2 separate regions of the Homo sapiens genome follow, and region 2 is linked to region 1. Evidence: read pairs that join two places in POLR2A ChIA-PET (ENCODE). Cell type or tissue: GM12878. All regions are shown on one strand. Each heading gives the region's core, and the rest is flanking DNA. Links, peaks and the distances in the headings are about the cores only.

Region 1 (16,575 bases), core at 5,386-7,885:
GCATGTTATTTGAAAATGCCTTTTCCATACAACTCTTTCGTTTATACGCTTTGAATAATGTTATATCCAAAGCACTTTTAGAGTGTCAACCTACCCATATGAAGCAGTAGAAATAAAAAGTTCTTCATAAAAGAAGAGTTCTGAGAGGAAAAACAATAGGAATTGATGTCTATCCAGCTTTTCTTCATACAACTGAACCTTGTATAGTCAGTAACTCCTCTATAATTAAAAGGGAATTGTTAGGAATCGCTTTGCTTTGCTTTAAATGAATGATTTATAATTTGATAAAGTATTGCTATGGCCCTATAAGATTAACAAACACAATTATAAACACCCTTATTCTTAAGTCAAAATAATTAGATTCCCAAGAGTTAATAACAGAAAGACAATAAGCCAAACAATAGATACACATGAACTAGAACTATTGGAATAAATGGGTCGAATTTAAAAGAAGCAAAAATCCTCAAAGAGATAAGGGAGAAAATATATATATATAAATCATCTAAGATTTCCTTCATGTCCTCCCTCCTGTCACCACCAAACATAACTCATGCTATATGTATTTGCTGTATCCATGCTGGCTCAGTATTCCTACTGATGCATTTTATGGCAGGGATATAGGGTTTTTTTTAACCTCTGCATATGATAACCAAATCCCAGAAATGCCAATTATACAAAAGCAAAGCATATCATTCATTCCTCAATAGAACGTCTGCAGAAAGAAAGTGGCCAAGGACTCTGGGGTCAGCTTCCCTATTTTCTTTAGGCTTTCTCAAGATACATATTGTCTTTTCTATGTGTTGAACGGTGAGCAATACTGAGCATACTCTGAGCATTTTATAAGCATGGAACTGTTCCTTCTTTCCAAATAAAAGGCCATGTACTCTGTGCCTCATTAAAGAGGCAGGTTAGAAACAGCATAGACTAGGAGTCAGGAAAACTGGTTCTAAAAATTCCAGCTTTTCTGTGATCAAGCTATCACACCAAGGCTCTAGATCTAATTACCAGTTTTCAGAGGGAGGGAGGAAGACAGGTACATGTTAAATGACGCCACAGAAAGCACTTAGAAAAATCTCGAATTCAGAAAACTCTACAAGATGAATGAGTTGGCTTCTTCACCAAATAAATTGTAAAGAGAAAAAAAGAGATAAAGAGAATCTACTGATTAAGAGAGACTTAACAGACATACGACAAGCAAATGTATTGAGAAACTTGCTTGGTTTCTTGTTTGATTCAAACAAATCAAAATTTAAAAATCATTTTGAGGTTGAGTGTGATGGCTCATGCCTATAATCCCAGCACTTTGGGAGGCTGAAGTGTGTGGATCACCTGAGGTCAGGAGTTCAAGACTAGCCTGACCAACATGACAAAACCCCATCTCTACTAAAAATACAAAAATTTGCCAGGTGTGGTGGCAGGCACCTGTAATCCCAGCTACTCAGGAGGCTGAGGCAGGAGAATGGCTTGAGCCCAGGAGGCAGAGGTTGCATGAACCAAGATTGGGCCACTGCACTCCAGCCTGGGCAACTAAGCAAGACTGTCTCAAAAAAAAAAAAAAAAAAAAAAAAAAAAAAATCACTTTGAAGATAATCAGGGGAACTCAAACACTGCCTGGGGACATTTGTTCACAATACAGAATTATCCTTAACTTTGTAGCCGTGATAATGGAATTGTGGTTATGTTAAGCACTTCATTATCTTTTAGAGATACAAATTGAATTAGAAATTAATGCAATGATGTCATGCATGGATTCTCCTCAAAATTACTAGAAGGTGTGGGTGGGAGGAGTTTCATGCAGAAAGAAGTGGGCAGGAACAGTCATGAAACAAAACAAAAGTGGCTATGACTTGATGATTGTTATAGACAGGTAAGGAGTCAATGGGGAGAGAGGAGGAAGGTTGACGGCACTATTGTTCTCTACTTTCCTATGTATTTGAAAATTACTATATTAAAAAGGTTTTTTTAAGCGGTAAGGGTCTGTTTAAACATTTTTCATTTGTAACCACACAACATCTTTAAATATCTTTCATTTTGGTAATTTCTCAAACTGCAAAGTTCTTCCATCCAAAGCAGGAAACAAAAAACAAGTGGGCGTGGGGCGGACGCAGTGGCTCACGCCTATAATCCCAGCACTGTGGGAGGCTGAGGCGGGCGGATCACGAGGTCAGGAGATTGAGGCCAGCCTGACCAACATGGTGAAACCCCGTCTCTACTAAAAATACAAAAATTAGCTGGGCATGGTGGCGCATGCCTGTAATCCCAGCTACTCGGGAGGCTGACGCAGGAGAATCGCTTGAACCAGGGAGTGGGAGGTTGCAGTGAGCCGAGATCATGCCACTGTACTACAGCCTGGCGACAGAGTGAGACTGTCTCAAAAAAAAAAAAAAAAAAAAAAAGTGTGTGTATGTGGTGCCTTCTCACACACCCTTGCATCTATGTTTCTCATATGTGGTCTAGATCTGATTAATGCAAGGACTACCAGGCTACATGGTTGACAGAGCATAGTCCAGAGAGGAAATGGTAATAGTGATCTCATTAAACCAGTCTTTCAATACAGGTGGGCATTTTTCCTGGCTGCATAGCTTCAAGTCTGGCTCTCTGAGCCCCCCAGAGATTTTCTATACTTGTTTAATATCTTTTAATAAGCTTATCAAATTATTCAGTGTGAATTCTGAATAACCAAGAAATGTGATTTATGTAGTGCCCTCAAGAGACACAACTGTTGTGAGAGATCGGAAGAGCTGGTAGTATCAGAAAAATTATTTCTTAGAAAATGACCTTTCAATTGATCTTTGAAAGGATGCATAGAATCCTAAAAAAAAATCTGGATGAGAAGTGAGAAATGGAGAGGGTACCTTGCAGGGGATACCGTATAAATAAAAGCAGAGAGGCAGAAATTACAGACCATGGATCTAAAAAGAATTCAGCTTGACCATACGATAAGCAGAATGAAGATCAGCAGAGGAAACTACTATAGGAAAAGTATGATGGAGACAGTTCATGGTAGTTTAGACTAACACAAATCTGCTTAAAATAATAGACCCATTGAGCATTTACTATGTAATATGCTAATTATGTGACTCATCTCTTCCTATATTCATAATAATTCTATGAGTGGCTATTATCATTTTTGTTGCTATTGAAAACTGAGGCTCTGACAGATTAAATAAACTTCCCAAACTTATACTACTGATAAGTAAGAAAATCAAAATTTGAAGCTTGGTTAGTCTCCAGAGTTCAACATTTTCCCCACTGCCCTATACTGCCTAAGGATTTTGAACCTCATTTTAGGGACAATAAGGGATCACAAAATATTTTCAAGCAAGTAAATTATCTTATCTGCACTTCCAGAATTTTAAATAGACAGCAAGATATAAGACTGATTTCTTGAATAAATCTTTCTCCTTCTTATATCTGAAGCCACAATATAGTTCTTTTTTTTTTTTTTTTTTTTTTTTTTCTTTGAGACGGAGTCTCGCTCTGTTTCCCAGGCCCCAGGCTGGGGTACAGTGGCGCAATCTCCGCTCACTGCAAGCTCCGCCTCGCCGCTTCACGCCTTTCTCCTGCCTCAGCCTCCGGAGTAGCTGGGACCACAGGCTCCTGCCACCACGCCCGGCTAATTTTTTTTGTATTTTTAGGAGAGACGGGGTTTCACCCTGTTAGCCGGGATGGTATCGATATCCTGACCTCGTGATCCACCCGCCTCGGCCTCCCAGAGTGCTGGGATTACAGACGTGAGCCACCGCGCCTAGCCCACAATATAGTTCCTATTGAACTAAATCTTATCAGTTTCTAGAATTATATGGAATATCAGTTATTGTACAATACTTGGGATAAGAAGAGATTTACAATAGCAATACTGAATGTGGGAAATAAAACAGACATCTTTGGAATTTTTAGTGTATGTATTTTCTTTAATAAATTTTGGTAACAATTTATTTTCTTGTGAAGCAGATGTTTAGTCATCGATAACTATAAACATGATGAGACAAGGAATTATTTGAAGGTTGTTTTGTTAGTTAAACAAAGGGGTATCATTCACTCTGTAACTGCAGTTGTTATATAATCATCCTCCTTTGGCTCCTCCTTAGTTCTACATTTAATTGTTTAAGGTATTTTTACATTGTTTTATGGGTTTTTGTTTCTAATATCATTCAAATACACCCTGACCACTACAGGACAAGTCTTCATAGCCGCAAGCCTGAACTGTCCTACAGCCTCTTTTGTGTCTTACTGTCCAGACATTTCCTCTTCCAGTCTATTCCGTGGCGATCTTTCAAGCTATCTCTTTCTGTCCTGATGATTACAGAATTGTCCTTCTCCTATTATGGAGAGCTTTCTACAAAAAAATCTGGCTCTCTCAACCAATTCAACCTACTCATTTTCATTATCACCAAGCGTATAAGGATTTTCAAAGACTGCTTTTTCTTTGTGTCCATTCTCTTCCTCTTCTTTACCTTCTTGTAGCCCAATCCCCACTTCTCCACTTTTCTGACCACCCTGATTCATGACAACTCACTTTTCTGAGATCTACTTCCACAGTTTTCACATAACAGTAAGTTAAAACATGGCTCCCTACCATATATTTATCTTTCCATAGGTTTCCTTTTAAAGCCCCAGATAAAACCCCCGAGGACAGAAACGTGTTGTGTCTTTTATTATGCCCTGCTCCTTCTCCAAGCATCTTACACAATAGGTTGAACATAGTCGAAAATATACAACAAATATTTAATTAGTATATGATGCTTTAAGAAATAGTAGGAACACAAAAAAGGAATATTCTTTCAATCCTTGATTTAAATATACATAAATATCCCTGATTTTTTAAAATGTTATAGAATATTTTATGTATAGCAAAGATGTTCTCTCCTAGTAAACACACTCAATGAACTAAAATAAGAAAATTATAAGCACAGTACATATACAGTAAATGGATATTATTTATAAAATCTTGAGCATTTCATGCTCCCTGTGGAGTGAATTGATAGTCAACTACCACAAGCATAATTAACACTATCACAAGTTCTAACAAGAGCTCAGGAGTCAAAAATGACAAAGCATGGAAATTTATCATTTTTTAATATTGAGGCAGGAGAATTGCACCACTGCACTCCAGCCTGGGCAACAGAGCAAGACTCCATCTCCAAAAAAAATAACGTGCGTCAATGAGAGAAATATCTATTGATTTCCATTGCAGACAGAACATTTTCAGGGATACCAAAAGTCTTTTATTTGTACATCTTTCTATTTTGTTTCAAAGTATAATTGGAAGAGTGGACTTCATCTTTTAAATAGTTAGTAAGATCTTAGGAACTCTGGTGAGATCCGTGCTCACTAACCATAACCCTTAAAAAAACAAAGTGTTCTCAGGCTACTTTTGAAAACTGGTTTGTGTCATACTATTTGTTCTTCAAGCTCCCTGGACCCTTGACCATGCATGCTACAAATACACTTCAGGTACAAATTATTTGCACTGTTGAACTTTAGAGTTCATGAAAACATCCAGGCTGATGAAAAAAAAATTAAATGTCAGATTTCCAGGAAGAAATATGAAGGTAAATTACCGGCCAACATTTCTAAATTTAGAAAATTAAATAATATAGATTTACTTACCAGCGACTTCAAAACATCTAGGCTTCATAAACACATCCTAAAAAATGAATAATGCAAGAACATTTTGGAACAAGTTGTACATAGAAGAAAACAATGTCTCTTTAAACACTCAACCTCAAGAGTATTTAATAGCACCCAGGCCTCCTAGGCACATACATCATATTTGGCTTCAATCTCTTAAAACCCACAGCAGTTTGAAAGTGGTTGTATAATCAGATAATGTCCCAGGCAAAATAAAGATAAAAATCTCAGTCATTCCACCGCACCAGATGAATCTATCCTGTCTTCATTACATGATAGGAAATGGATTAGTTTGTGATATGATTTGGCTGTGTGTCCCCAACCAAATCTAATCTTGAATTATAATCTCCACATGTCAAAGGAGGGACCTGTAATCCTCACGTGTTGATGGAGGGAAGTAATTGAATTATGGGGGCAGTTTCCCCTATGCTGTTCTCGTGATAGTGAGTGAGTTCTCACAAGATCTGATGGTTTTATAAGGGGCTCTTCCCCCTTTTCACGCATTTCTCTCTCCTGCTGCCTTGTGAGGAAGGACATGTTTGCTTCCTCTTCTGCCATGATTGTAAGTTTCCTGAGGCCTCCCTAGCCATGCAGAACTGTGAGTCAATTAAACTCCCTTTATTTATAAATTACCTAGTCTCAGGTATTTCTTTATAGTAGTGTGAAAATGGACTAATACAGTTTGTGAGGGCCACTATAACAGATTACCACAAACTCAGAGGTTTGAACAACAGAAGTGTGTTGTCTCCCAGATCTGGAGGCCAGAAGCCAGAGACCAAGGTGTCAGCAGGGTTGGTTCCTCCTATAGGCTATGGGGAAGAATCTGTTCTGTGCTTCTCTCTTGGCTTCTGGTAGTTTTCTGGAAGTATGTAACATTCCTTAGCTTGTAGAAGCATCAAGCTGGTCTCTGGCTCTATCTTTACATGGCCTTCTCCCTCTATTCATGTCTATGTGCAAATTTTTCTTGTTATAAGGACACCAGTAATATTGGAGTAGGGCGCATCTTACTTCAATATAATGTCATCTTAAGTAATTACATCTGCAGTAGCTCTATTTTCAAATAAGTTCACATACTGTGGTATGGTAGACAAGGACATGAATATATGAATTTGGAGAGTAAACAACACAATGCGTAACAGGAATTAAGATAACTTGTTCATGTGTTACACAAAATCAATCATCCACAACATACATAGGACAAAAAAATCAAATTAGAGGGAGGAACTATACATATCAAAGTTATATAGATTTAATACATCTTAATAATTTATTCATACTTGCATTCCAGAAAACCTATTGAATAATATCAACAATGTAAAGGCACAATGCAGGATAAATGCTTATTCAACATTTATTTAGTGTGGTAGAAATTAACTGATGTCCATTAATGGATGAATGGATTAAAACTATGTAGTATATATATACAATTGGAATACTATTTAGCCTTTTTTTTTTTTTTTTTTTTTACTGTTTAGCCTTTTTTAAAAAGAAGGAAATTCTGTCATTTGTGACAATATGGATGAATCTACGGGACATTTCCCTAAGTAAAATAAGCTAAGCACCTGAAATACAAATACCACATGATTTCATTTATATGTGGAATCCAGAAACATCAAATTCATAGAAGTAGAGAGTAGAATGGTAGTTACCAGGGGTGAAAGGTGGACAGGAAAAGGGGAGATGTTTACAGTCTTCCCTGAAAGTGTACAAAGTTTCAGTTAGGAGGAATAAGTTCTGGTCATCTACTGCATAGCATGGTGACTATTGTTAATAATAATATGTTTTATATTTCAAAATTGGTTTTTAAAAAGTGGATTTTAAATGTTCTCACCACAAAAAATAAGTATGCAAGGTGATAAAGATATTAATTAACCTGATTTTGTCATTCCACAATGTATTCATGTATCAAAACATCACATTGTACCCCATAAATATATACCATTATTATCTGTCAATTAACAATAAAATACAATTTTTTTAAAAGAAAGTAACTGATGTTCCATTAATACAATTATATACTTTCTTCATTTCAAAATCACACATTAAATCTAAAATAACATTTGCTTTTATTTGGAAAATTTCTCTTCACATGTTTTTTGTCATTTGTGATTGAATTCTGCTAATAATTAATACTCATTAAGAACCAAGTTGGTTATAAGACTATAGTAATAGATAATTGTCCAACATATATGTGAAAGTCCTTTTTCTTTTGGCCGTGATGTTGGCGAAATAGTTCCAACTTTTTCCATAGTTCTTAATATTTCCTCGGTTTTCTTTTGCAATTTTCAAACTAAAAGTCTGAGGAGCTATACTTAAAGTTCAAAATTTACATAATAAAATAAATTGCTCATTCTCATTAAATACAACTGCATCATTACAGAAACTCAGCTGTGACTGATGACTTCAGGGAACTATTGCTGGCTGGTTTCAGAGCAGGCAGCCCAGTCCAATGTACACATGTATCCTAAACATATTACATGGAGATAAAAGGATATCTCAGAGGAACCTGTTAAAAATGTCTGTTTGTTGGCCCTGTATGGTCAGAGATAGAAAGCAGGAACAATATGCATTTTTCTGGTTGTGTAAGGGATTATTCATGGAACTGTGAGTTAATGAACACCGTATTTCCCATTCATTCCAGTGAGACTTCAGTAGCCGCTTAAGAATTGGAGCCCCAGGAAGGTCTTTGATCTGACCCTTAATCCATTTTGCAAATTAGTAGAGGAAATGGCCAGATAAATCAGGGAACCTCAAAGTTGGAAACTACCTTGTAGTTGGAGGAAATACCAGAATGCCATTATTGTTTGTCTTTTCCCAGCTTTATACACCAGGAAAATGAACTGTATAAAATTGTGGTGCATATAGGCTGGGCGAGGTGGCTCAGCCCTGTAATACCAGCACTTTGGAAGGCTTAGGCACGCAGATCACCTGAGATCAGGAGTTGGAGACCAGCCAGGCCAACATGGCAAAACTCCATCTCTACCCCCATCTCTATTAAAAATACAAAAAATAGCCTGGCATGGTGGCACGTGCCTGTATTCACAGCTACTCCAGAGGCTGAGGCATGAGAATCACTTGAACCCTGAAGGCAGAGGTTGCAGGGAGCTAAGATCATGCCACTGCACTCCAGACTAGGCAACAGAGCAAGACTGTCTCAAAAAAAATAAGTAAACAAAATAAAATAAAATTGTGGTGCACAGACTCTGGAATAGATACCTGGGTCTGTGTCCCTCTTCTGGCCCTTATTAACTATGTGACTTTGAGCAAATCATTTGACTTTTCTGTGTCTCACTTGCCTCTTTTGCAATGTGGTAATAACAATAATACTGACTTCATTAAATTTTGTGCAAATTAAATGTTCATACCTGTTCAATATTTAGACCAATGCCTGGTACACACAAAGCATTAATATCTCCTATTATAAAAAGTGTATAACTGAACTATGTTTTATGATGTTCAGTGTTGATTTCAACCTTAAACAAGTATTTCTTAGTTGGCTGGGGTGAAAAATGAGGCAACTGAGCACACATTCTATGCTGAAAGATAAATTAGAAGCAATGATCAATTCCATGGAGGGAAAGCGGCATGAATGAGATTTATGTGAATCTCCAAATTTCTTTCCCTTAGGTCATCCTGTATATCTTTGTGGTTTGTTCCTTGTTTGATTGCCTCAATTCAATTTTACCATGCAGGAATTGTCAGGTTCTTTAGTATAAGAAGATTTTTGTGGTCAGTGGTGGGTGAGAGATACCTAATTACTTCAACTTTGTCACTGAGTGGCTTTGACTGTGAAAGCAAGACTTAACCTAAATACCCCAAATGCTTAAATAGTTATCAAACAGGCACAAAAACAGTCATACACCTGTTTGTGCAACACCAAGGAAAGTGCCACTGTCTGCTCCCAGGTAGATTGATTCAGGCCTTGCATGAAAGCTTCATTCTTATCCAAATATGATAATATTCTGAAAGCAGAACCAGCCAGCCTTGAAATGGAGTGAGGCAATTGAATTTCCATCAATCAGAGGGATTCAGGGTAGGCAAGGGGCCAGAATCTAGACCCCCACTATTGAGGTGTTACATTGTAGAATTAGTGCAAGAGTGATGGGGCCCATGTAAACGTATAACCTTCCATGTATGTTGAGCATCACATTCATCGAGATAAAATTATTTCTATCATCCTTATGTTAATTGACAAATTATCCAGTATAAATTTCGATAATGATACTTAAAATGCTAAGTAACTCTACCTCAGAAGGTTGTTGATTCTTCTTAGGGTATTTCAGCTGTAAAATAATCATTCCTAAGGTATAGATCAGAGTTTATTTGTACATGCACACAGATAACAGTATTTACACTGAGGTAATTGTAAATAAATTAAGACAACAAAATATTAGGGTGCTATTTTCTGTGTATTCTTTACCAATAATTGTTCATCTGTACAAAATTGTTAAGCTATTACTAGGATAATTAAATATCTATCTTAAAGATGAGAGAGCTGATGTACTATTTAGAAATCTACTAAATAGTTTGGTAACCTTGGGAAAGTTGTTTAACCTTTCTAAGCCTCAGATTTTTCATCTGAATAATATAGTTACTATGATAAATACACATGATAATGGATGTAAAGTTCTTTTCCCAGTGCCAGGCATTTATAATGGAGTCAATCAATTCTAGTTATAACATTCCAAATGAAATATTAATGAATTAAAGACATTTTAAGCCTCAATTAATATCTGATATTACTGTCTCTAGGCCGTAATAGAATTTTACTATTAGGTAAAAGTTTGGAGATAATCTAAGACCAATTACTCTAAGAAACCGAAGTTTAAAGAAGTTTTTGACTTGCCAGAGACAGCATAGAAGATCTTATTACAGTTAAACCCTGACAAGAGTATAATATCGGCCAAAAAATCAGAACTAGCATACTTATTAATTACATTATTTTCATGGTAGGGTTAGCATAACTATACTTAACGTACTCATCCCAAGAATGTTCCACCCCAGATATCTGTGTTCCTTAGCAGCCATCTGAAGGCTCCTATTATGCCAGGTTGTTCAGTTCTCCCAGGCTCATTTCACTATCCTGCTTCCTTAAGGTGGTAAATGACATCATTCCAGAGGGCTGCCTGATGACCCTATCTCTAGTTTAGTCTACTGCTTTCAGGCCTGGCCCAATCCCAGGTTTAGTTCCATACTGATTCACCAGTTGGCAAGAAACCATCGTGTTTCTAACCCTGGAAAGAAGAGGAGGTAAAATGAAATAGAGAAGGCAATGAAGAAGCCCAAAGTCAAAGGCTCACTTCCAACCCGTGGTCCAAGGCTCAATTTATGAAGAATATGTGCAATAATGCCAGCCGATATTGTGAATTTTAGAGAGTATGCTGAGTAATTTTTGGCCTTTCTACAATTTTTGGCATGAGCAATGCAGTAAAAGGATATTAAATCATCAATAATTTTTCCCATTTCTTAATCTCTAACATCCAAACACTTTTTCCATAAAGTCTTAGATTTGAAATGACGATCAGAGGTTCTAATTAAGTCTCCCAAAAAATATCTTCCTTTACAACACTCCCCTTGGGGGACAGTCAAGTACATCATCTGACAAATCCAGTTATTAGAAACTTCTCTGTTGCATTCAACTGAAATATTTATTTCTGCAACTTTTAGGTACTAGAAGGAAAGTCAATCCTAAAACCACAGCCTCTCAAAGTTGGCAAGAATCTCGAAATCATTCTGCTCTCTGGAACATCCTCAAACAAATCAACCCTCCTTTTCATTTCAGAGCCCATATTAGTTCACTTTTGCTGCATAATAAATCATCCCCACAACAAACATTTATTATTTTTCATGATTCCGTGGGTCAGCCAGGTGATTCCTCCAGTCTGGCCAGCTTGACTATGACTGGATGGTTTAGAATGGCTAATTCACATGTCTGGCAATTGTCAGGCTGGTGTTTCTAGTGGTGCCCTCAGCTGGGACATTTTGGCTTGCCTTTGCTCCATATGGTCTCTCATCCTCCAGTAAGTCAGAATGGACTTCTACTTACAGTGGTCCCAAGGTTGCAAAAATAACACTTTACAAGTCTCTGATGTACTATTTGCTAATATTCTTTTTGCCAAAGCAAATCACATGATGTACTGGGTCAGATAGTGTCTCCTACTCCAGTCCCCCAACTCCCAATTCATATCCTTCCTAGCATCTCAGAATGCTACCTTATTTGGGAATTGATTGCTACAGATATAATTAGTTAAGTTGAAGTGAAGCCATTCTGGAGTAAGGTGGTTCTTTAATCCAGTATGACTGGGTGTCCTTATGAAAAGAGAATAAATACAGAAACACACAGGGGGAATGCCATGTGATTAGTGGGGCAGAGAGTGGAGAGAGATGTCTATAAGCCAAGGAACCCCAAGGACTACAGGTCACTCCAGAAGCTAAGAAGAGAAGGGCATGGAACGGATTTTCCCCTAGAGACTTCAAAGAAAGCCTGAGCTTGCCAATATCTTGATTTCAGACTTCTAGTTTCAAAAACCATGAGAAAATAAATTTCTGTTGTTTTAAGCCCGCCAGTTTGTTATGGCAGCCCTAGGAAACTAATATACATGGCCAAATGGAAATTAAATGGATGGATCAGAACAACTGAAATGTCACATTGCAAAGTAATGTGCACACAGGGATAGCAAGAATTTGTGGATGCTTTCAACCTATCAGAGAGCCCTTCAAGTATATTACATATTATAATTTTTTTTTTGATCATATTTTCCAGGATAACTCCTCCCAGTTCCCATAACAAGGTTTCAAAACCCCTTGCATAGAGACAGGCTGCTGTCATGGTATTGCAAATACCTACATCTCTCTTAAAAGGTAGGCCCATGATTTTACCACACACTACAGATGTTTTCTCTTTAGTAGTACTATTGAGCTGTGTATTAATTAGGATGTGTTTGGCTGCAAGTAAAAGAAATCTAACATGGGCTTAAAGTGTAAGACTATTTATTGCTGTGCTTCACAAGAAGTCTGGAGATAACCAGCTCCAGGTTTGGCAACTCCACAATGTCCGAAGTTGTGCTGAAATTTTTGAAATTCCTGTAGTATTGTTGCAAGAGGTCTGCCTTACCTCTGAATATTGTATCTTCATGTGGCCATGTCCAAATGGGGGAAAAGGGCTGGACAGAGGAGAGAGAGAAAAGTTTCATAACTCTCCTTCCTGATGACATAACAAAGGCAACAGCTTCCCCAGAGTTCTCTCAGAAAATGTCTTACAGTTTCTTTGGCCAGAACTGAGTTCAATAGAGGCTTTAAAAGCAAGTTTCTGCTTTTTCAGCTCTATTGTGGGTACCAGCAAGGCAGAAAATGTTTTGGAATGGCTATTGGGTATAGCTCCTGGGCCACCAACCAAGAGTGTCAGATACACCTTTCCAGAAACACATGACATTTTGAGGCAAAATCCCTTCTATGTAAGGAATTTTTTGAGATGACAGAAATTTTAACGAACTCTTTAAATTAGCAAGCAATGTGCTCATTATAGTAACTAAGCATGTGGGCTCTGAAATTGGACTCTCTGGGTTCAAATCTCAGTTTATAATTTACCACATAAAAACTGTGAGCAAATTACTTCACTACTCTGTGTCTCAGATTCTGCATCTTAAAAGTAAAGATAATAATAGTACCCACTCAAAGTGTTGTGAAGATTAAATTCATAGAACTTATCATAGTGTCTGGTGCATGATAAATATTCAATAAATATTATTTATTATTATTGTTCCTGTGCCCACTCCCACTACAAGATAAAGAAAGGAACAGAGATGTTATTGTATATGTATTTACATAAAGAAACCTGGAAGAACACAGGGGAGGGACAGAGACTTTCTCGTATATGAATTATATCAATATATATACAAATGGGTCAGAAAACATTTAAAGTTTCCGTTCTATATCTAAGTCAACTTGGTTCAAGATTTTACAAAATTTAAGCAGAAATATTTGCCAAAATGTTAACAGTAGTTATCTTTGAGTGATTGAATTCAGATTGTTTATTTACATCTTTTTACTTCTCTGAAACTCTCCTGCAGCAAGCAACACAATGGGCCCAGAAGATGCCTGTGTCCTAATCTTTGGAATCTGTGAATGTGTTAGGTTACATGGCAAAGGGAATTCAGGTCATGGACAGAATAAAGGTTGCCAGTTAGTTGCCCTTAAAACAGGGAGATTATCTAGATTATTGAGAGGATCCAATATAATCACAACAGTTCTAAGATGTGTAAGAGGGAGACAGAGGAATCGGTGTCAGAGTGATGCCATGTGGTGAAGACTCAGCTGGTTGGGGAAGATGGAAAGACACAATAAGCCAAGGAATGCAGGCAGCCTCCAGAGGCTGGAAAAGGCAAGAGATGGATTCTCCCCTAGAGCCTCCAGGATGGAACATAGCTCTGCAGACTCCTAGATTTCAGTCCAGAGAGACTCATTTTGGACCTCTTATCTCCAGAATTGTGAGATCATAAATTGGTGTTGCTTTAAGACACGAAGTTTAAGGTAATTTGCCATAGCAGTAATAGAAAACTAATATAAACCACTCCCCACCCACACACACATATTAAGTAATCAGCATATATTAACAATTGGAAAAAAATAAGATTTTTAACATCTTATATATATACATACAAACTTGAAGTGTGACCTCGGGAATACATTACATTTACTTGAAGAAATACATATGTATATGAGATGATATATATTCAGCATTAGCTTGTAATTATTCAGAGACTTAGCCCCAAGGCATCCAGGCAATCTTCAAAAGGCAAAAAGAGGATAAGTGTGGGTTCCCAAACTCCTGGTGTTGATTTTTTTCATTCTACTCGTTCCCTAGTTTTTCAACAACTGCCCCACAGGTAGCAAGCACCCCAGCCTTCAGCCTGAATGTAGGCCTAGGCCTGTATATACCTAGCCTTCTGCAAAACTGCCGACTTTTCAAGAAAAAGGAAAAACACAACATCTTTGAAAAGCAGGAAATGTTCTGAGACACCAGACAGAAATCTGTTTCTAATGTGATGTATCTTGTTTTCCAGAGAACAGAAAATTGCCTGTTATAAATGCATTGTCATGATGACAATGGAAAAAAAGAACAAAAATTGCACCAGATTCCTTTGTATTTCATTATACCTTTGAAACCTAGAGACCTAAGGAAGCTTTACATTTTAGTAGCTTCATTTTTTTATAAATGAAAAATAATAGCAGTTGGAAGATCTTCTTTTAAAAATAGAAGCTAAGTAGTCCTTATAAGAAAATTGTTAAACTTTTTCTCAAATTGTTTCCTTCCTGATTATTAAGATAACACATGCTCATTTCAGGAAATTTTAAAACTACAGAAAAGTATATAGAAAAAATATTTTTCATATTCAGAGAAAAATATTGCTAAAATCTTATATTTTCCCATTTTATATTTTTTCATAGTAAAGTTATAACACACAGCATATATAATATTTTATTTTGATACTTTCTGTTAGTATTAAAACAATAGCCTTTCATTTGAGGTATAAAATTATATAGCCATAATTTTTATATTGCATAATTTTCATATTTGCATCCATTGTGAGGGTGCATTAAAATATATCCACACTTTTCTTAGTATTGATTAATAGGATTGCTTCAAACTGTTCATTATGTATAAATAATGCTGCGAGTATATAAAGATTTCTCTACATTCAGAATTATCACTTGAAGCTCAGGCTTCACTGCTATGCAATGTATCCATTCAAAAAACCTGCACTTGTACACCCTGAATCTGTCAAAATAAAAATAAATAAATAAATAATAAAAGAATTATTTCTTTGGGATCAATGCTTAGAATTGGACTAGCCTAGCTGAAATTTATAAATATTTTCAAGAACTTAATACATATTGCCATAATTCTTCATAAGGGGGTATATATTTATCTTCAAGCAATACTTGAGACCGTCTATATCCCCAACTCTCTCAAGCATGGGGTATTATTACTTTTAAATCTTTGTACATTTGATAAACAGAAAATAATATTTCTTTATATTTATTATTTTTTAATTAGGCTGAACACTTGGTTCACTTTCTATGTACAGGTCTTCTTTTGTAAATTTTCTAGTCACATTCTTTGTCAATTTGTTTCTTAGGGTTAATTTATTAGAGTTTATAAAGGGAGGCAGGGAGATACTGAAAGCATGAGAAGAGCAATAGTTTATTACGTGGGGTTAGTTTGAAATCAGGCACATTCAGGAAACAACTTCCCTGACAAGCAAGGTGTGGCCCTTCCAAACATCACTCCAAAACTCAATGTTTACATCTATTTTAAAAATGTCTAGTGAGTGGCAAGAAATAAGTCACTTGTCAGCACTTTTCTAAAATAGTCTGACTTTCAGGAGCAAGTTCAGAGGAAGTCCAGACATACCTTCCCTAGGAAATCTCTAACAGAAGGAAATTAAGATAGGCAGAGCAGAGCCAAGAACATGCTATAGGAACAAGAAAGTTCCCAGTCTATTAGATGTTCATGGAGATACTTCTCTTTAAAAGACAGAGCATCCCTTATGATATGGTTTGGCTCTGCGTCCCCACCCTAATCTCATCTCGAATTGTTATCCCCACGTGTCAAGGGAGGGACCTGGTGGGAGGTGATTGGATCATGGGGGCAGTTTACCCCTTGCTGTTCTCATGATAATGAGTGAGTTCTCACGAGATCTGACGGTGTTATAAGTAGCAGTTTGCTCTGTTCTCTCTCTCTCTCTCCTGTAGCCATGTAAGACATGCCTTGCTTCCCCTTCACCTTCTGCCATGATTGTAAGTTTCCTGAGGCCTCTTCACCCATGTGGAACTGTGAGTCAATTAAACCTCTTCTGTTTATAAATTACCTTGTCTCAGGTAGTATCTTTATAGCAGTGTGAAAATGGACTAATATAACTTATTTGGCAAGATACTTTA
Region 2 (16,575 bases), core at 5,783-8,282, 82 kb after region 1:
GAATCTAATTTCTTATTTAAGCCTAACTCCAATATATAATATCTAACAGGGCCAGTTGGGGGCCACATCGTTATAAGGGAGGGACATCCTAAAAGTAGTAACTTAGTTAAGTCTGGAAGTGTGTTGGCTGGTTTGGAGGAAAAGGTATGGTAGATAGACTCTTTTGCAAAACAGTCTTAAAATGACAAAAGTCAGAATTAGTATTAGAGTGGAACAGTGAGAATGGGAAGGGAGGAATCAGATTTCTGACTGAATCATTAACTCATTCAGCAGATGTCTACTGAACTTCAACTACTGTTACAGGCACTTGGGATACATCAGTTAACAGAAGAGGAAAAGCATGGCCCTGGAGGTGCTTACTTTCTAGTGAGGCAGGAGACAAAACACACACAAAATATGCTAATTATAGAATTTGTTGTGTGGCAAATGGGGAAAATGAAGAGAAAGCAAAATGTTTAAGGTGGGTGGATGGATTGCAATTTTAAGTAGGTTAGTTAGACTAGCCCTCATTGAAAAGTTGGCATGAAGGAGATAAGGGAGTTGGCCTGGTGGGGATCTGGGGGAAGGGTGTTCCAGCCAGAGCAAATGCCCCAAGGCAGGAGAGAATCGGGAATTAGGAACGGTGAGGGGAAGAATAGTAGGAAATGAGGTCACAAAGGTCATTGTGTTAGTCCGCTCTTAGGCTGCTAATAAAAACATACCCAAGACTGGGTAATTTATAAAGACAAAGAGGTTTAATGGACTCAGTTTCACATCGGGAATTAGGAACGGTGAGGGGAAGAATAGTAGGAAATGAGGTCACAAAGGTCATTGTGTTAGTCCGCTCTTAGGCTGCTAATAAAAACATACCCAAGACTGGGTAATTTATAAAGAAAAAGAGGTTTAATGGACTCAGTTTCACATGGCTGGGGAGGCCTCACAGTCATGGCGGAAAGTGAAGGAGGAGCAAAGGCAAAAGAGCGTGTGCAGGGGAACTGCTCTTTATAAAACTATCAGATCTCGTGAGACTTATTCACTGTCATGAGAACAGCACGGGAAAGACCTGCCCCCATGATTCAGTTACCTCCCACCAGGTCTCTTCCACAACACTTGGGGATTATGGGAGCAACAATTTAAGATGAGATTTGGGTGGGGACACAGCCAAATCATAGCAATCATATTATAGGACTTTGCTATTTAGTGAATATTTAGTAAACATAGGGCAGGAGAGAGAAGGACTTTTTTGAAAAAAGCAAGTCTCAACAATAATTTAGAATTCTAATATTAATAAGTTACCATGGATCTTATTGGTAATAGCATATTGATATTTTATTAGTAATAACATTGGTAGTAGGTTCATAAATTATCAGGGATCTTATTGGGCTGGCTTGTGAAGATTTAGTTGAGTAAATCTGTGGTGGGCTTGGGGATTCGCATTCTTAATGAGCCTCCCAAGATACCCTGGTGCTGGTGAAACACATTTTGAGGAAATTTCCATTACAGTCTTGAGCTTGACTGGTTGAGAAAATCTATTAAACAACAAGGAAATTGGGAAGGAGGACTAATAAAATAAGAGATGATACTAATTCAAATTTTGAGGTAACGGGGACATCCAAATGGACATGTTTTAAAGGTAGTTGGAAATTTTTAGGTGAGATGTGGGAAACCTCAAACTTGGGAATCTTGAGAGACAATAGTTGAAACCCTGATAGTGGAAAAATTTGCCATAAGGCAAGAGTAGATAAAGCAGAAGACTAAGAATTTTAGGTCTCTTTATTTAGCTGCCCCAGATAAATCAAATGGGTGTTTGAACTTAGCATTTGAAATCTGGAAACAGACTGAAATAATGGTAGCTTACACAAAATAGTTTTTCTCACTCCTGTAAAACTAGTGTGGAGGTAGACAGGGTTGGCTGTGCCTGCTACACAAAGTCATAAGGGATGTTGGCTCCTTGTGCCTTTCTGCTTCACTGTCCTGAGAGTTTGTCTTCCATAAAGTCACAGCATGGTTGCTGGGGTGCCAGCCATCATGTACAATAGTTTTAGCCAGGAGAAAATGGAAGGGTGAAAGGCAAACAGGTTTTTCAGAAAGCACCACACAAAAACTAATGCTTATTTTGCATTGGTTTCCACTTGCAGGGCAAGCTGGGAAATGGAAATTTCCAGCTGGACACATTACCCAGTGTTGTGTTACAAACGGAAAAGGGTGTATGGTTATTGAGCAGTGCATTAGTCCATTTTCACACTGCTGATAAAGACATACCCGAGACTACTCAGCTTGGAATTCATTGTATCATTATCAGCATTTTGGGTCAAAGCCATTCAACAAGTCTCTAGGGAGTTCCATACTTTCCCACATTTTCCTGCTTTCTGGGCCCTCCAAACTTTTTTCAACCTCTGCCTGTTACCCAGTTCCAAAGTCATTTCCACATTTTCAGTATCTTTTCAGCAGCACCCCACTCTTCTGGTACCAATGTACTGTATTAGTCTGTTTTCATGCTCCTGATGAAGACGTACCGAGACTGGGCAATTTACAAAAGAAAGAGGTTTAATGGACTTACATGGCTGGGGAGGTCTCACAATCATGGCAGAAGGCAAGGAGGAGCAAGTCAGATCTTACATGGATGGCAGCAGGCAGAGAGAGCTTGTGCAGGGGAACTTCCATTTATAAAACTATCAGATCTTGTGAGACTTATTCACTATCACAAGAACAGCATGGGAAAGACCTGTCCCCATGATTCAGTTTCCTCCTACTGGGTTCCTCTACGACATGTGAGAATTGTGGGATTTACAATTCAAGATGAGATTTGGGTGGGGACACAGCCAAACTATATCAGGCAGACAACAGAATCAGTCACAGTGAAGTTCTCAGATTGCCAAAGGCTCTTGCTTGGATAACATAGAAACTGCTCTGGAGCTCATACTTTACATATAATAAGGATTAAATTGTTCAGAACTAAAGAAATGCACACACACAAAAACTTCACATACCTATCCAGTGGTTTGTGTTTTCTTCTGTTGAATACTATAATGCTAAAATATAATGACATTTATTTGATTATGTAAAATATGTGCTAAACGATGTATCCAGAAGTTGTTTTAGGAATTGTTTTTCTAAATGGCAACTCTAAAATGTTTGTAACTATGTAGAATAGTATGTTTTATTTACATAAAAGGTAACAAAAGGAATAAAAAGTAATTTAAGCTGTCCTTAAAGGAAAAATTTTAGGACGCTATTCCAGGTAAAAGATGACTAAGGTTTTTGTTCCTTTAAAAACCACTTATTATGCACCAGCTGTGTGCCAGCTAAATGGGTGGTGGGACAAAAGGCTGTGGTCGATGAAGGAGGTCCCAAAGGAAACATGGAGATGAGTATGGAGATGAGTTCAGTTTTACCTGAAGTGGCACTGTGTGAGAAGGTGTGTATGAGTATAGCGATACAGCATGTCATCAATATTTGAAAATCTCAAAGTAGGTGTCATTTTACTTAGTGTAATTCTGGAGATATAAGTGTATTAGATCTGATTATTTTAGGTTTTCTATCTTCAGTGCAGAATTCATGGTTTGTTTTTTCTGTCATTTCAAAAACAGAATTGAAGCATATACCTAATGTTACAGCTGTGGGAATGTTTGCAAAGGTCAGAGGACACTTTTGAAGTTAACGAAATGTTTGCTGCGTGGGTCTCTATTCACATGGTTTCATTGGAATGTCAATGACATGAAGGCCACCACTTTCCCCTTCATTCTTTACTTCTTAGCGAAAGGAGCCCAAACCTTCCAATGATTGTATTCTCCGGGTAGTAAGCTCCCTAAGGGCAGGGGGTTTTGTCTGGTTTGTCCACTGATATATTGCTCCCCATGAGGACATTGCCTGGCACATAGTAGGCATTGGTTAAATGAATGAATCTATGTCCTAAAGATGAAAATGCCTTATAATCCAATTTGTAAAATACTCAGAGCTAAATCTAGATGTACTAAATCTAGTACCCTCCTACTGAAACCTTAGCACCCCAAAGGAGCGTTTTTGTGAGATTTGTTCGCTGCTGTACCCTCTACACCTAGAGTTTTGTCTGCCACATAGCCACCACTCTATATTTGTTGAATGAATGGATAACTCTGAGCTTTGTTTTTAATGGAAGAGCTTAACTATGAGTCTTGATAGAAGTACTGCCTGCTTACTGGGAAAAACTCATGCTTCAGAAAGTCTTGCAGGAGAGAGTAAAATTCATCACAAACTATGCCATCCAAATATAATCACATTGTGATTATAAACTTTTATATACTTCATATAAATTTATATATTTACAATGTTAGAATTTTAGTATATGTCCTTCCCAACTATTTTCCAGAAAAGATATATTTGTTAGGAAGAATGAGGTAATCTGCATTATTTTTAATAATTTTATGGATATCTGTGCCAATATAGATTTGTGTAAATTTTGTCTACTGTCACTAGTTATATCCTTAGTGCCTGGAATAGTGCTTGACACTTGGTAGCAGCTCAGTAAATTTTTGTTGAATGAACAGATCAATTTTATTAATTTTATGACAGCTTAGCATTTTTATGTTAGTACAGAATAACTTACTAAAGAACCCTGTGGGTGGACATTTAGGTCATTTCAGTTTTTTAAACTCTTGAATAAGCATCTTTGTATCTTTTTGTACACCTTTCTGATGGTTTTGTTCAAAGTCCCTAGAAATGGGATTTCTGGGTCAAAAGTATATATCTTTTTATGACTTTTGATACATATTTGAAAATTGCTAGAAAGATTATACTGGTTTACACTCCCACTGAAAGTGAATGAGAGTGCCTGTTTATCCCTTTTGCAGCACTGTATAGCATTTTTCTTCCTCCTTATGGATATAGAATGTAAAAAGTAAGTCTTTAAGTTTACATTGCTTTATTAGGTTTAACATATTTTGGTAAATGTAGTGATTATTTTTTTCTGAATTGTTTATCAAGTTTTGTATTGAAGTTTAAGAACTTATATGTTAACGATAATACCTTTTTTCCTTATTCATAGTTTATCTTAACTTTGTAGTGCTTTAACATGTATGTAAATTAATTTTTATGAAGTATAATCTTTCCTTTTTTTAAATTTCTGCTTTAATGTCATATTTTTCAAGATAATTTTTCAATTATATTTTTCTTTTAGTACTTTTGGGTTTCATTTTAAACAGTTATATTAGTAATTCCTGTGTGATTTACTTTGTGGTGAAATGTGAGGCCTGGATCTAAGTTTTTCCTCAAATTATTTACCTGACATAATAACCATATATTTAATAATCCTTTCTTCCCACACTGATTTGAGGTGCTTCCGTATGTATATATTTGAGTTTTTTTCTGGAGTCAGTCTCTCTTTCCCTTCCCCCCACCCCACCCGCCGCCACCTCTCTTTATTTTGGTCCCTTTTAGCCCCTGGTATCAAATTCCTTTATTGCAACATAACAAAAAATATTCTCTTAGCTGTCCCATTTGCTTTGCTCTTTTCTCTAGGTTTTTCTGGGTTTTCTTTCCCCCACAGTTGTATTTTTCTACTAGAATTTATGAGTACATCATTGAATCAAGTTAAAAAACATGTTGGAATATTTATTGGAATTGCATTGTTTATAAATTTATATTAAGAGAATTGGCATCTTTCTTATATTGAGTCATGTATGCTTAGTTTCCCTCTTCAATTATTGCTACTTTGATATTGGTATCAGTCTGAATTCATTTCAGTTTTTCAGTTAATTTTTGTCTCTGTAGGTTTTAAAATTATATTGTATGTCTTAAAGCAAAGTATTTTTAAATGAGGTTTTAAATTAATAAGATTTGACCAGGTATCTGTTGGTTTTACTACTTTTTGAGCAAGAATGGTTCATTTCTATCTGCTGATGTATTGTGGACTCTGCTTCCAACTTACCACTTTTATTATTTCATGTAGTGGCCCTGACATGATAGCTGAGATATTACTCTTTTTTCTCCTTTTTGCTAGGAATAAGGTCAAATTTAGACCAACTAGATTTAGCTAATGGTTCCATGGAATCTACTTACAAATCAGCATTTATATCTCAGATCAGCACTAAAAGAAATAAAACGTGAGCCACAATCAAGCAGCTACATTTAAAATGTAAAAAGAGATGTTAAATGAATTTTAATACTATATATTTAATATTAAATAATACAAGTAATAGTGTATTTAATATATAAATACTAATATGTATTATAAATATAAATTGTCTTTGGCCCAATATATCCAAAATATTATTTCAATATTTTGTTATAAAAATTTATGAGTGGTAGTTTACATTTTTTGTGCTACGTTTTCTAAATCTGGTGGGCATTTTATAGTGCATCTCAATTTGTACTATTTCATGTGCTCAGTAGCTACATGTGACTAGTGGCCACTGTATTGAACAGCATAGTTGTAAATTATACCTCTAGCATATGCTTACTTGTTAGGATTTACTAGAATTTTTCAGAATATAAAATTTTGTGATGGAAACCCATAGCTCAAAGTAAGCTTGTTAGAAATACATATGTAGATCTTGAGGTTTAAGTCTTCAGCTCCCTTCTTAACAACAGAAGGCAGTCACGTGTGTATAAAACTTCACACATTATATGGGTGCTTAGATAATACTGCCTTTGACTTGGCAGTTTAGAGGTTTTATGTAAGTACATTGTGGCATCTTTTGTAGCCTGTTTTGTTTCCAATTTTTTAATCTCTTATAAAATATATTTGATAAATAAAACACCCTGCCATGTCTTCCTATTCATTTTTATTTAAATGTTAGCATGAGATGTGAAGTAGATAAAACTCTTAAGTAGTATTCTTTTATGTACAATATCACCATCACTTGTGCTAAAGGGACAACTGTATAGAACTTGGCTTCATGGATTAATTAGACCTCTAATTGACTTGGCAAAGAGAGGTGTCTGTTTTAAATTGAGCCTCTGTTCATTATTTTATGTGAATTATCTTTAAAAGAGATGACTGATCTTGATCCATCTAGGGCTGTGCTTAATAATATCAGATTAGTTGAGTGACAGCTCAGAATGTCACTAAGAAGGCCAAAGCCAGCCTGGGTTCTGGACCAGAGCACCACTTTAGTGGGCCAGACCTGTTTAGAGTACAAGATTGGCCTTTGTGAGTGAAACAAGCAAACAATGGTATGCAGGGTTGAGTCAAAGAGATGGTTTGTTCTGATGCCAGCCTACACCAGTTCAGCTTCTGTAATTGACCTAGGTCCCTGTGGTTAATTCTGGTCCTGAAGTAAAGCTAACGTTGTATAAAACAAATCTTCCAGCTTCTACAGACCGTCTTTTTCCCGTGTCCCTTCCTCAATCCCACATAGATTTAGTCCCAAAAATCTTTAACGTCAACATTTGAAGAGCTCTGACTTAGCACTCTAAAGATGAGGCATGCACACCCTGTCACCACTTCCCTGACCCTGAGTGCCTGTCCCAGCAGCTTATAGAGCTCCAGGATGGGGGGGCCTGCCTTGCTCTTGGCAGGACAAGATGCTGGTTCCCAACCCTAGCTTGGACTCCAGTGCTCAGCATTTGTGAGCCGTTTTGATGCCACGCCAGGCCTACCAAGGTTTCTGAGTATCATTTGCTTTCACTTTACCCACAGTTGCTTTTGGCCAGCTCACCTGAACCCACATCGTTGCCCCATGCAGGAGATCTTTGGTTCTGAGTGTAGGTGTTGCCCATTTCCATTTGTCCTGGATCTGTCGCTCCACCATTGTATTGTTATTCCAGTGGCTGCGACTAGTTGGCCCTTTCCAGTTCCCTTCTAGTCTGTCTCACTCTACTTTTTTTTTTTTCTCTAACCTAGGCCATGTTCTGTCTCTGACCAAAGAAATGAGATGGGTCTAAGTTTTATCCAATCCTGGTGGCTGCTCTACATGTTAAGCTGGGTTCAGTCTACCATCTATGCCAGAATGGTTGTGATAAATATTCTCAGATGGACTTAAGTCAACTTTCCTAACTTTATTTTCATTGTCATGGGTAAATGTTAGAGAAATGACATGGGGAGGAATGTCTCTGCTATCTTTAATGAAAAGTGTGTCCAATGTGGACAGGGCAGTGGGAGGCTTGTGAAATGTAAATTGTTTTTATAGCCACATCGTGTGATGCTCAACCCTGGCTTCATAGTGAATTAGATAGGGAGCTTCTAAACAATACAGATTCCCAGACCCATCCCAGAACGATGGAATCAGTTGGTCTGTTCTATAGGGATAGGGACCAAGCATTAATATTTTATCTCCTAGGTAATTCTCATGTGCAGTGGTATTGAAAACACTGGTATACAACCTTGAATTTACTTGCTGGCAGAGAGGATGGGAATAAATTGTATACAACTATATAGGTTGCGAGCCAAGAAACCAAGAGTATTAGCTAGCCAAGTGATAGACAAGCAATTTACCCAAAATATTTACCAAAGAAAATCAATATTTTTGGTAAATTGTGTATCATCCAGTTAGCTAATAGGACTAATTATACTCCTCTTAATTTCCCCTCTCAGAAATGATCAAGGTCATACATTAATACTATTTATTAGGTTTTGAAGACTTTCTTTAAAATTCTGAATTGAACATTCAATTCAGTACAACTAAGTGAAGAGTACAACACATTTAGTTTATTTTTAGCTGGTGTTATATCTACTCTGGGAGCTTGTTCAATATGAGCTTTTCTGCAGTGTCATTACTAGTTTTTTGGTAACCTGCTTGCTTTTAGTATGTTGTAGTAATTAGTTGCTTTATTCAGCCTATATTTGTAGCCCAAATATTTAGTCATTTGCAGCTGAAAAAAATAGCATAATGACTTGGTAATAGTCTTTGAAATTTCTGTGGCAACTTTTTTTTTTTCAAGGAGTATATTTTCGTCAGTCTAGATTTATTGATTTATCCCATTATGACATGAAATAATCTTTTATAGGTTAACGTACAAAATGTGAAAACTCCCAATTTACCTGCCTTCCCTAATTGCTGAGATGAGGCCAATATTTGAGACTCTTTATTTGGCCATTGTGTTTCTCGGTGGCCGCTCTGATGGGCGCTGGGTTCTAGCTTTAGGATGCTGCTGGTGGCCACTGCCGGGTGGGAAGATTATCACTTGACGCTCTGGGGATTAGAAAAACACCATAGTACTGTAGATCAAGTGCATTGTGTCCAGCATTCGTGATTGCTGTTTATTTTATAGTTCTCATCTATCCTTATTTGTCTCTGCATTTAGACTTTCCTTTTATTAGGTGATAATGTGATTTGTACTTTGCAGATGGAAATTATTTTCAAAAGCCAGAATTTGATCTTGTAGAGGTTGGAAAGTTCTGAATTGTTGGCTCAATTTAACCCCAGATGGCAACTGATTTCTGTCTCTTCGTTTAACGTTCAGTAAGAGAATCATTACATGAGTTGGCCTTTTGTTGACTTCCAAGTGAATACAATTAGCAAAAGAAAAAACTCTCTTAATTTCCCCAGGTACCAAATTGAATCCCCCTTGAACTTATTAAGTGAATTTCCCGGTGGAATTTATCCCTGTGGTTGGTGAACCACTCTCCTATATATTTTCATTTTAACTAAGCCTTAATACGAAGGCCTTCAGTCTGAACTTAGTAGATTTCTTTATAGGTCAGATATTTTTCCATATGTTCAGCTAAAATTGACCTTTTAAACAAAAATTCATTGAAGCAAATAAATCACCATTGTTACTGTTTGTTTCATGTGTTTTTGGTCTGCTCAGTACCAGATGACACGGTAGCCACCTGCAAGTAGGGCTTTTTTGTTTTGTGACATAACTACGCTTGAAGCTATCTTTAACATCCTAAGCTAATGCCCTATAAATAATTGGCGAGAAAGTGAAACAAGGCACTGGGACTTCCTGTAGGCCTGGAGTGATATGTGTGTTCTGGCCCTTCAAAGCTGTGCGGCCTTGAGCATGTCACTTAACCTCTGTGAGACTCCTGTTTCTCTTTGATAAAGTGATAATACCTACCAGCGAATCATCTGCCTGTTGGATAGTGAGGAGACCAAGCCTGGCTACACACTGGAATCTCCCAAGGAGTTTTCAACACACTGACCCCTGGTCCCACCCCCAGGGATTCTGATTTCATCTTGGGGGTAAGGGTTGAAACAAGGAGAAATGATAGTGGCTTCAACTACTAAGCATCAGTGGACATGATGGGGAGTGGTCAAGATTCAGAATATAACTAGAAGATAGATCCAACAGATTTGTTGATGGCTAGGTTATGGAATTTTAAAAAAAGGAGTCAAAAATGACTAAAGTTTTGGGCCCTGAGCCCAAAACAGTGGTGCCATTTACCGAAATAGAAAACACTGGGATGAAGGAATGAAAACCAGCTTGCATCTTAGAAAGGAGTGAGAAAGTCCCATGTGTCAAAAATACATATGTTTGTAGACATTTATTTTATTCTCTTAGAGTATTGCATTCATCCTAAAATCTGGATTTCAGAATTTCCATCTTCTGTTTCCCTCATCTTCTTTTCTCTGAATATTCTTTAGAATTTCAGTAAATGCACCTGTTAGTGTAATACGTGTTCCCCATTGCTATGAATTTTAGGTATCTGGGAACTGTATGGATTTATTCTGTTTGGGATCGATAATTACATTGCCAGGACTTTTTGCTGCCCAGTCAGAGTTGATGAGAACAGTCTTTCACGTGATCACTGCGTTCTTTTGGCTCTTGAGGTGCTCCAAACTGCAGGGACATTTTCCAGAGTGGATATATTAAATGAAAGCACTTACTATAAAGTAGGTGCTAAGCAAATGTTTTTTGAATCTGCATCTGGTGAGTGACTGGGATAAGATCAGGCTGTTCAGATTTTGGAAACTGAACTTTTAAAAACGCTGGAGTGGTTTTGAAGTCTTCGTGGAGTTTTCTTATATTCATCTGTATGCCCATCACACCTTGCATGGCAGTGGTCACGGTATACCAGCAGGTCTAGGGAGCTAATTTCATGATTCTAATTAGTAGTAGTAGCATCTTGAGGTAAAATGTTGCATTAGGAGGTACTTACTGCATGGAGTGATTTTTATTTATGGCATTAGAAGGTTCTTGAAGCATTTGTTTCATCCACCCTCGCATCGTTTTTGTTCTACCTGTGGATTGAGTAGGGCGTGCGGCAATCTCACACATGTGTAGGTGTCATTGCTTTAATGTCACTGAGCAATGTGCTGGGTCTTTTCAGTCTTTGCAGCCCACCAGCTGTCATTCACACATCCTATCTTAATCTGTTTAGTGGAGGTTTCTGTCGTCTTCTTTAGCTACATCCTGACAAACTGAAGGATGCCGACCATTCCTTACTTTGTTTTGTGAAAATGATTCTTGGCTTTTTGAGCCAGTCTCATCTGACCAGTCTTAGTGGGTTCTTCAGTACTGCCCACAGTGCTTGTGGTAGATGAGCCATCCCAGAGCCACACCCATTCTCAGAGTCTCGTTAGGGTGTGCTGGAGTTCTTGGATGCTCTTTTGTGGGTTTCCTCTTTTTCTAGCTTTGTTTAATGGATTTGTTGGATATTTGGCAAACCTGGTTGTGGCATTGTGTTATCAACAGGCAGATGAGAGTGTCACACTTTCCTTATCCTGGGTAATGTCTGTTTCTGTAGGATAAAACACTTGTCTTGTTTGTGGACAGTGTATGTTGCTGTGTGTGCTATACTGATGTCCCTACCAAAGTTGTAATGGGCAGGAAGACTTTAGTTTCTTCACTGGATGTTTTTGATGATTGAGACTTTGTTTAAAAAAAAAAACAAAGGTGAGTTGTTTTCCTCTCTTGCAAAGTCACAATGGAGATAAGAAGCAGGTGCCAGTTAAACTCCACTGACTCATTCTGAGATTAATGTAGCAGCATAATGATGTTATTTGGGTGTTTCTGCTTCTTGTAATAAAACGAGGACTAGTCTGTTGGAACTAATCATATATCTACCTGTTTGTATGTTATAAAATGTGTAAATAGCTCTAAAAGTTAAAGTTGTAATGATTCAGATAACTTTCATCATTGTTCATTCATTTTTTTCCCCAGTACTTTTTAAGGCCTAGCTCATTCAGAGCTGTAATTCAGTTCTATCTTCCTATGAACACACTGCTACTGAAGTCAATGGGGTTAACTATCCTACAAGCATTTGTAGTAACTAATTTAATAATACTCTTTTCCATGTACAAAATGCGGAAAACTTGCGCCCTGCACTGTATCAGTGGTTCTCTCAATAAGCTTATAGTTGTCTTAAAAAAAAAAAAGAAATTTAAAAGGATAGAATCCTTGGATTCTAGAGTTGGAAGGGAACTTAGAAGTCATTTAATGCAACACAGTAACTGATATGGCTTGAATACCTCACAGTGAAGGGAACACACCCACACACACCCTTTTAAGACAGCCCATTCCATTCTCAGACACCTCAGATTTTTTCTTGATAAGAAAGCAATAAAAGCAGTAAAAACATTTATGCTCTACATGCCTTGCTGGGTCAGGTGTCTCCCATATTGTATTTACACAGTTGCTTCTTTAGGCCTTTAGTATAGAACCTTCAACTTATTCAGCCTTTCAAAATCTTCTAGAATTCTGATTTTTTTCATGTCATCTGTACATTGATTAATCGTGTCATGTGTCCTTATCCTGTCATTGGAACCCAGGCAGTCTGCACCCAGAGCCCTTACCAAGTTAGGCATTTACTGTAAGGGATCCTCTTGTATCACAGCAGAGGTTCATTGTTCTTTTTTTTTTTTTTTTTTCTGGTGAGGGGGAAGTCTCTGTACGTCTGCTCCTTCACTTCCTAACTTTGGCATGCATGTGGCTTCAGAGTGCCATGATGCTCCCTCCAGCCCACCTGTCCGTGATGTTCCTTACTTGGTGCTGAGTTGACTGACCACAAATCCACATTCTCTAAAAGGGATCTGACTGGCCTGGCTGGTCAGGTGCTCCATGTTGACCCTGACACCTAGGGCTCAGGTACTAGGCCAGGCCAGGAGATGGAAGGAGAGACCGAGTCCAAGGGTGACCCAGGGGAGGCTCTTTCAGAAGGGCTCACAGGCAGGGATGGCCAAAGAATAGCTTTAGTATGTGAGACCCCTCCATGTATGTTTGTCAGCTACATAGTTGTGAATCCACATTGTTTCATAATCATGGAATCGTGTGTCTTCATTTATAACAATAGGGCCTACACAAAAGCCTTCTTGAAATCCAGATGCTGAGGGTTCTATTTTTGAAAAGAAAGAAAAGGGATTTAGTCAGTGGAGGCTTACTGATCCCCACCAGTCACCACCTCCCTTTTAAGCAGTCTGTTAATCAGCTGCACTTAATGTTTGACTAGCATTGGCCTCAAACTCATTGGCCAATAGCATTATTATTCAGACTTATCTAATGTAAAGGACCTTTTTTAGAGGAAACATTTCTTTTTGGTCTTTGAGAATATATTCTTTGTATGAGAAACACTGCTTTCAAAATAATTAAGCTCAGTTCCATGTTTAACTGAATTCTCAGAAATGTTCTTTTAACTTCTGAATTTTCAGATCTTTCCCAAAAATCCTTTAGAAGCAGTGGATCTCATTTTGTAAATCTGTGAACTTTGAAAGCACATCTGTAGACTCCCATTTTAAAAAACAGTGGTTTATGATCTTTATGATCCATCTTCTTTTTAGAACACTGGGAGAGTGCAGGTGGCCCTCCTTATCCCTGAGTTTCACGTCCATGGATTCAGCCAATCATGGATCAAAAGTATTCAGAAAAAATTCCATAGAGTTTCAAAAAGCAAAACTTCAATTTGCCACACACCAAGTACTATGTTGAATCCATGCAAATGACGTGTAGGCATTGTGTTAGGTATTATAAGTAATCGAGAGATGATTTAAAATATACAAGAGGATGTGTGTAGGTTATTTGAAATACTACATCACTTTATATAAGGTAATTGAGCATCTGCAGATTTGGTAAGGGGTCTTGGAACCAATCCCCCATGCATACTGAACGATGACTAAATTGTCTTCATCTTTTAGTTCCTCTCTCATTCACCATAGTTCTTCTCTGATTAGTAACAGTTCACTTAACTATTTTGCAGGTTCTCACAGTTCTGTAGGTTAGAAAATAATTATATATACCTACACATACATATATGTATTTACTATAGGCTAGGAATTCATTTAGAGCAGTTAGGTGCTGATTTTTCTTTTTTTCCCTCTTAAAATAATCCCCTACCTTGTCTTTTGGTTTAGTTCTTCGAACTAATGTTCATTCTAACCTTTCCAGTCTTAAGATGATTATCCTTGATAGACGATTGAAGCAAAGTAGATGTTGGAGCTGAGAAGTTCTGCCTTTTATTATCTGTTAACAACATTGTATCATCTATTCTAGGCAGCAGGCTCATCTCATCAATTCTTTGTGTCCCAGATGAAAGGGGGAAAAATCGAGTGGTCTCTAACGTTTTTTACAACACCTTTCCTCCAGTCTCAGATGTCTGTGCATCTGTTAATATTCACTGTTGAACATGTGAACCTATCTATTTTCAACCTTTCCTGTGATCTTTTTTTAATCTTGTGCTTGTTCAAGTACTTCCTGTGAAGCAGCAGTGGTCTCTAAATACAACTCCTTCAACCCTCCCTGACCACCTCCCCGCCTTGTCAGGGCCTTCCACAATTACTCAGCATGTGGGTTTGGACAGCTGTTGGGGCTTCTGCACTTTGTGGGTCTTGATAATAAATTGAAATGTGCCCTCCTGAAATCCAGAATACATATCTGACATGGCCTGGTATTCCCCTTTGACAGTCAAAAACTCTTTGATACAGTTATTTTTTGAAGAGTATCATTACTACTTTACCACTTTTGCTTGGATTAGAATCCAGTCCGTAGTGTCAGTCTGCCTTGTTTCCTGTGCATTTTTAGAGGTGAACTTAATGCCACTGCAAGTCAGTGGTGCTTTAAGCTAATTGAGACTTCTAGGAGATGCTTGGTAGATGTCTGGTGGTTGCAACCCCTCGTTTCTGGTGCAGTCTGCTTCTGTGTCAATTTTTAAACATCTATGTTGGCAAATATACTATTTAATTCTTCTGTCAGATAAAGTTATCTGTGGGTTATTCCCAAGGAGATGTCATTAAATTCCTTCTGTCTTTCATTGTTCTGGTTCCTTTTCCAGTTAAGCATGAAATGGCGTTAGTAAATGTTTTATTATTTCCAAGCAATTCAGCATGCCGAAGATGACTATTATTTTAGGTTAATATCCAAGGCTGGCTGCCAACAAGATTGACTGTTTACTATGTGTGACGCCCAACTCTAGGCATACTATAGATTTCCTTGTAATACTGCTTAAGGATATCCTTTCTTCTGAATGTCAGGAGTACTCTTTAGAATCCACCACTTAGAATTTGTAGTGCTACTTCAGGGGCTTGTCGCAATTTAGCGTGAGTTCAAGAAATGTTAAGCCATTACTTTTTTTCCTTTTTTAGACAATAACTGCTGTGGTGTGTTTTACACTTGTTTATTTTTAAATCAATTCCCTCAAAGGCACTTAAAGAAACATGTCATTTACCATGTCTCCTAATGACAGGTCCTGATGACAAAATATATTAGTGGTTATTAGGATAGAGACAAGACTATAAATTTCTGGGAATTTTTGGATGCCTTATATTGAAATAGAAAATTTAGCAAACATTTAGTGCACAGAAGGGACTTTCCTGAAGGGTCATTCATGTTACTTCCCCATATTAGAGTAGCATACTTAATAGATACTTACCCATACCCTTGTGCCTGTCCCATCCTCTGTACATAAGCATGCATAGCATTTATTATTATTGAACTAAGCATATAGCTCAAAAGATTAGTGTCAGATGTATGATGGTCTTTTACATAGACAATATATTCAAAACTTTTGTAGGTATCCCTTCAAAGAAGAATGGCCAAGGAGAGTATTTTGACACTTAAGTAGCATCCAACAAGGCTGAAGGGGTAGAGAAATGTCTGAACTGGAAATACTGTTGAGGTGTAATAGACCAGCAAAGGACAGAGTTAAAGGGAGAGGTGAGGTCAAATTTAATTGTTGAATGAATGCATGAATCTATCTATCAGTGTCAGAGCTTTAGATATGGGTTGGACTTTATCAGTTTCCAAATGTTGTCTTGCCTTTGGTGCTCAGTGACTCTCTAACCTTGAGCAAGTCTCCATATGACAAGTGATGTCTCCTAATCTTCATTTTTAGAACTCTTTTAAAAAGTGAACCCTTTTGTATAATGAAAAGCTATCAATTGTTGAAGGAGATAACCATGTTTTACATGATCAAGGGTATGTAATGTTTGTTATAACTCAGATGGACTTGGAGGTAATGAGCTAGCATCACAGTTGCATGAACAAGAGGGTGATGGAGAAGAAGGTAGGGATGTGGAAAACCGTTTGGCTATTGTGCAAGTTCCTTAGAGTTGCAATCCACAGTTGTCCCAGAACGTGCTGGACTCAGAGCTTGTTTAGGGCAGCTGTTAACATCAGAAGAGATCTGATCCAGCAAGTAGGGCCTGTTGGGGAAGGTTCCAGGTAGCCTGCTTATTCTTAAGCAGGAAAATTGCACTGTGGTTCCAGGTCATCATTCCATGTTGATCAGAAAAGCCAGCTAGC

What was found. ChIA-PET counts read pairs that join two places held together with the same protein. Peaks named below come from ENCODE experiments on the same cell type or tissue, not always from the same donor. Only the 100,000 strongest peaks of a DNase experiment are listed, where the experiment ranks them.
Region 2: POLR2A ChIA-PET joins it to region 1 with 13 read pairs; 4 of 35 experiments call an interaction of 5 or more read pairs at or near these places.

Annotation. Positions count from the first base shown.
Region 1 is chr4:42,718,864-42,735,438 of GRCh38, reverse strand. No RefSeq gene overlaps it. Among named protein-coding and RNA genes, the nearest start is that of ATP8A1-DT, 70 kb to the right of the region's middle. In GM12878, for the core only: no CTCF peak of the experiment used is centred there; no DNase peak of the experiment used is centred there.
Region 2 is chr4:42,637,149-42,653,723 of GRCh38, reverse strand. The region is part of intron 1 of ATP8A1 (ATPase phospholipid transporting 8A1); the gene reads left to right. Among named protein-coding and RNA genes, the nearest start is that of ATP8A1, 12 kb to the left of the region's middle. RefSeq lists enhancers at 11,698-11,747, 14,414-14,533, 14,764-14,813. In GM12878, for the core only: no CTCF peak of the experiment used is centred there; no DNase peak of the experiment used is centred there; H3K4me3 peaks cover 737 bases; H3K27ac peaks cover 1,438 bases.